Linked DNA regions of Homo sapiens: region 1 is linked to region 2. A link is an interaction called in ENCODE POLR2A ChIA-PET data of the cell type or tissue named here. Cell type or tissue: MCF 10A. All regions are shown on one strand. Links, peaks and the distances in the headings refer to the core of each region. The heading gives the core; the rest is flanking DNA.

Region 1 (2,813 bases), core at 248-2,747, 110 kb after region 2:
AGCAGGTATGGATGGACCATGGAGAGGAATATGGGATTACTGTGGAGACTGTTTTTTTGGTTTTTTTTGTTTGTTTGTTTTTTGAGATGGATTCTTGCTCTGTCGCCTACTCTGGAGTGCAGTGGCTCGATCTCGGCTCGCCGCAACCTCCACCTCCTGGGTTCAAGTGATTCTCCTGCCTCAGCCTCCTGAGTAGCTGGGATTACAGGTGCCCGCCACTACGCCCAGCTAATTTTTGTATTTTTAGTAGAGATGGAGTTTCACCATATTGGCCAGGCTGGTCTTGAACTCCTGACCTCAGGTGATCTGCCCGCCTCAGCCTCCCAAAGTGTTGAGATTACAGGCGTGAGCCACCGCGCCCAGCCAAGACTGTATTATTATTCATCAAATATTCAGCCTTCCTCTCCCCACCTTTGTGGGAGGAATATCAGTCCCCCATTCATTGACGTGGAGTCTGGCTGTGTTACTTGCTTGGACCAATAAAATGTGAGCTGGAGTGACAAGTAGATTCTCTAAATATGCTTATGTAGTTTGGCTTGGTCTCTTGAACCTCTGTTACCTGCTATAGGCAATATCATGCCCCCAGTAGTGGCTACTGCCTTGACCTTAGTACCTGAGATAAGGATAGACTCAGACCAAGGTGAGACCCCAAGCAAGCCACAGCCTGAAGCCAAGCCACAGCCAACCCCTTGACTTGGGAACAACAGTCAAATGTTGTTGCAAGCCACTGAGAGTTGGGGTCTATTATTCAGCAGTATTGCAGTCAAAGGTAACACCAGCGCAGAGTCCCCAGGGGGAGAAGACCCAGAGGGTACACAACCGCACTAATATTGTCTCTCCTCCCCATGGCCCCCGCACTACCAATGAGCACAAATATCTTTATTGCCAGTCCCCGACCTAGTGTGACTCCGTACTGTGATCTCCCAAAAACCCAGAAGTAAAGGGATTAGAGTTAAAGCTGAGAAGTATGGAGTGCCTAAGTCCCATCCTCAGAAGAAAAGAGGGCTATATCTTACAGGGAAAGTCCTGTTTTGGGCCAAATGCTAAGCTTCAGGCAGGAGAAAGCGTAGCTGGCTGGCCCTGTGGCACCCCTCCTGCAGCCCCACCTTCTTGCCCAGGCCCAGGCCCCATCTCTCACCACGTGGCCCTCTCTTGCAGCCACATAGCACAAACGATTTCCGTTGAAGAACATCTCACTGATGGAACCAAATGTTGAGACTGCAACAGCCAAGGGCACCAGCCAGGCCCAGAACCTGGTTCCAAGGAAATCAAGGGATCAGGGGAAGGAATTCCAACAGCACCCTGGAAGAAGCCACAAGGCCCCACTCAGAAATGGAGCAAGCGACACATTCAAAGACAAGTTTAAATACACAGGGAGCACTTTCCTTCCCCAGCCTGGAAAGTCTGCTCGGTGTCCAAAGGACACACCGTGTGATGCAGTCACCCCCAGTTCACAGCCATAGCGTCAGCAGAGAGGGTCTCACTGGGTGATAGCACTAGCAGGTAACTGAGGTTGACCAGGATATACAGGCTGGTGACCAGGGGGGATGGCCCTCACTAGTGCCCACACCAGGTTCTGCTGCAGGGTCAGGGAGAAGGGGGCACATGTTAGCCAGGGAGGCATTGCTCAGGTGACCAGGACAAGCTCCACAGCACAGTGGTGAGCTCATCCCAGCAGCAAGGAGTTGTGCCACGCCCTGGGGGATGAGTCAGGCCAGGTGCCCCTCCTCCTGAGCTCACGCCCCCCCCCCCCCCCCACAGCCTAGACACTCATTCAGGCAGATGGGCTGGGAGGCTGTGAGGGTCATTAATTAGAATCAGAGCAGCAGAGGTACAAGGGGGCTGGCAGGGCTGGGAGAAGAGTGGAGTGATCACCAAAGCTTCTGGAATGAGGAGGACCAGAAGCTGGGCTCTCCTTGAAGAATGGAAGAGATTCAGGTAGCTAGGAAGGAGAAGAATTCTCAGCAGGAGCAACCACAGACAGGAGGCAGAGAAGTTAAAGATCTCATTAGTCTGCTACTCCCTGATCAATCCAGCTGGAGTATTTCAGGACCCACTGCCCCAACCCTGCCTAGTTCCTGGGTTCTCAGGACTCTGGCCCAGACTGAGGGCCACTACACTGGGGCTTCTACTGCAACCCTTGGCTTCTGCAACTGGAAATGGGGAATCACTGGGGGTCTGTAAAATGGGACTCCTCACTGCTCGGCCTCTGCATGGGTGAGGCCCAATGGAGAAGATAGGCAGGGAAGGGTCTAGACACAGAGGTTTTGGGCACTTGGATCGGTTCACACTGTTGCAGCCTCAGCCCCCAGCTGACCTAGAGTCCCCCAATAAATGTATTGAACAGACATTCAGTTCATTCTGAGGAATGAATGAAAAGTGCATTAAACCTGAGTGTAGACAGTTCCTCCCACTCTGCACCCCCAGCCCTGAACACCATTCTGAAGCCCAGAGCAAATGGACAGAAGAGGACTCCTTCTGGACCCACAGAACTCCAAGATTTTCCAGGCTCAAACCAGTCGCAGATTGGCATCTTTAGACCCCCAAGTAGGAAGACACTTCAGAAGAAGCCATGTCTGAGGCACCACTGGTCTCCTGGAGGGCATGATCTGGGTGTCCCTTGGCTTACCTTGGGAAAGCCAGGCACGCATTTGCAAGGCTTTTTCCTTCGCTGCTGTTTGGGCACGGTACCAAACTGTGCATTCGAACACAGCGTTGCTGTTATTGAAATTTAAAACATAACCTTCAGCGAAACAGAGAAGAGGCGATTCTTTACCAAGATGCAGGTAGATATCTTGCAGAGCTTGGCACAG
Region 2 (2,813 bases), core at 26-2,525:
CAATGGATTAAAGTGCATCAAACATACTTAAATTCATGAGTTTATAATGATATTGAACGAAACAAAACTTTATTGGTCACTTTTGGAAGATTCAAGAAAACTACTCATTACTTGAAAAACTGAAAAATAATGGGAAACAAGCATTTATTCTGCCTCTCCTGTATGAATTGGACCTCAAGATATTCAGATCATAAATAAGAAAAAAATTCATTTTAGAACTATTCTGACTAATAAATGAAGAAGGAATGGTAGAACTAGCATGTCACCATTTTGCACCCCCTAATAAATGAAATAATAAAGATAAGAATCAACAGTAATGTTAACTCCATGAAAAGAGGGACAGGCAGGTGTTATGTACCATCTGAGCACCCCCTATAATGCAGTCTTGTCATAAACATAGAACCTGAGTCTGATCAAGTCTCTAATCTTACTACGTACCGGTTTAAAAGAAACGCAGGGAATAGCATGGTTAAAGGACACCATGGGAGACAATAATCAAAATCTAGACTCTAAGAAACCCTACAGGACATACCACTTAGTGTCTTTAAATATTTATATACCAGAGAGAGAGAGACAGAGAAAGAGAGAGAGGAATATTTAAGAGATATAGCAACTAATCACAGTATACTTTTGAATCTCAATTCTAACAAACAAGCTGTAATTCCAATAACAAAACCTTTATAAGACAAATCAAGGAAAAGGGAGTACCATCAGTTCTGCTATAACACAACATGTGTGTTCCTAAAATTCCTTGCACTATGCAAAATTCCACAATAGGAACCATGAGGCTTATGGGAAAATGGAGTTAGGGGAACAACGCTTGAAAACTTCATCAGTGACACATTTGAAAAAGAGAGAGAAGTGCTAATAAAAGAGGCAGTGCAGTTTTACACATGTTAAGTGGTTAAGAAAAGCGTAGGTGCTGCAGCCGGGCGTGGTGGCTCACGCCTATAATCCCAGCACTTTGGAAGGCTGAGGCGGGAGGATCACGAGGTCAGGAGATCGACACCATCCTGGCTAACATGGTGAAACTCCGTCTCTACTAAAAAATACGAAAAAAAGAAAAATTATTCGGGCGTTGTGGCAGTCACCTGTAGTCCCAGCTACTTGGGAGACTGAGGCAGGAGAATGGTGTGAACCCGGGAGGCAGGGCTTGCAGTGAGCCGAGATGGCACCACTGCACTCCAGCCTGGGCAACAGAGCAAGACTCTGACTCAAAAATAAAATAAAATAAAATAAAAAATAGAAAAGCATAGGTGCTGCAATAAACATAATACTTAACCCTCAAAAAGCCCAGGAGATTGCTTACGCAAGTCGGGTCTTACAGCTTGTGACGTGATGGAAGGAGGGTGATCTGGCATCTGATAGAATGTTGTAACAACAGATGTGCATGTGTGACTCATGATCATTGTAGGGAAAAGAAAGAGAGATCAGACTGTTACTGTGTCTATGTAGAAAGGAAAGACATAAAAGACTCCATTTTGAAAAAGACCTGTACTTTGAACAATTGTTTTGCTGAGATGTTGTTAATTTGTAGCTTTGCCCCAGCCAGTTTGACCCGACCACTTTGACCCAATCTGGAGCTCACAAAAACATATGTTGTATGAAATCAAGGTTTAAGGGATCTAGGGCTGTGCAGGACGTGCCTTGTTAACAAAATGTTTACAAGCAGTATACATGGTAAAAGTCATCGCCATTCTCTAGTCTCAATAAACCAGGGGCACAATGCACTGCGGAAAGCCACAGGGACCTCTGCCTTTGAAAGCGGGGTATTGTCCAAGGTTTCTCCCCATGTGATAGTCTGAAATATGGCCTCGTGAGATGAGAAAGACCTGACCGTCCCCCAGCCCGACACCCGTAAAGGGTCTGTGCTGAGGTGGATTAGTCAAAGAGGAAAGCCTCTTGCAGGTGAGATAGAGGAAGGCCACTGTCTCCTGCCTGCCCCTGGGAACTGAATGTCTCGGTATAAAACCCGACTGTACATTTGTTCAATTCTGAGATAGGAGAAAAATCGCCCTATGGTGGGAGGAAAGACATGTTTGCAGCAATGCTGCCTTGGTATTCTTTACTCTGCTAAGATATTTGGGTAGAGAGAAACATAAATCTGGCTTACGTGCACATCCAGGCATAGTACCTTCCCTTGAACTTCATTATGACGTAGATTCTATTGCTCACATGTTTGTTGCTGACCTTCTCCTTATTATCACCCTGCCCTCCTACTACATTCCTTTTTGCTGAAATAATGAAGATAATAACCAATAAAAACTGAGGGAACTCAGAGACCGGTGCCGGTGCAGGACCTTGGTATGCTGAGCACCGGTCCCCTGGGCCCACTGTTGTTTTCTCACGTTTTCTCACCTTTCCAAACGTGTCCATGCCTAGAAGCTGGAGACCCCATCCACACTGCAGTACCAGGGATTCTTCCTGGGCAGTGTATAGCAGGTAAGTGTATCTCGCTGCCCAAGGCTAGCAAAGAAGCACCTAAAACTCAGCAGATCCCTGTCTGAATTCCATCTCCCTTTAATCCAGCCCCCACCTCACCTCCAGCTTTCTTATTTGTGGTCATAGCTTTCCATCCCTAGGGAATACTGGCAATTCCCTCAGGGTATTTCAGCCTCCTCTCTGACTCCCTTCTTGGACACACCCAGTTGCATGCACACATGCCTACTAATAAAGATAAATCACAAAATTCTTTCTTTTCTTTTTTTTTTTTTTTTTTTGAGTGAGCCTGGGTCTCACTCTGTCACCCAGGCTGGAGTGCAGTGGTGCAATCTCGGCTCACTGCAACCTCAGCCTCCCGGGTTCAAACAATT

What was found. Peaks named below come from ENCODE experiments on the same cell type or tissue, not always from the same donor. Only the 100,000 strongest peaks of a DNase experiment are listed, where the experiment ranks them.
Region 1: POLR2A ChIA-PET joins it to region 2 with 6 read pairs; 2 of 35 experiments call an interaction of 5 or more read pairs at or near these places.

What each region holds. Positions count from the first base shown.
Region 1 is chr2:20,391,045-20,393,857 of GRCh38, reverse strand. It overlaps the pseudogene SLC7A15P. Among named protein-coding and RNA genes, the nearest start is that of PUM2, 42 kb to the right of the region's middle. In MCF 10A, for the core only: no CTCF peak of the experiment used is centred there; a DNase peak (open chromatin) is centred at 1,677.
Region 2 is chr2:20,500,795-20,503,607 of GRCh38, reverse strand. It overlaps LOC107985856 (a long non-coding RNA gene), which reads left to right and starts at 2,084. Exons shown (of 4, transcript NR_157978.1): 1 at 2,084-2,442. In MCF 10A, for the core only: no CTCF peak of the experiment used is centred there; a DNase peak (open chromatin) is centred at 1,347.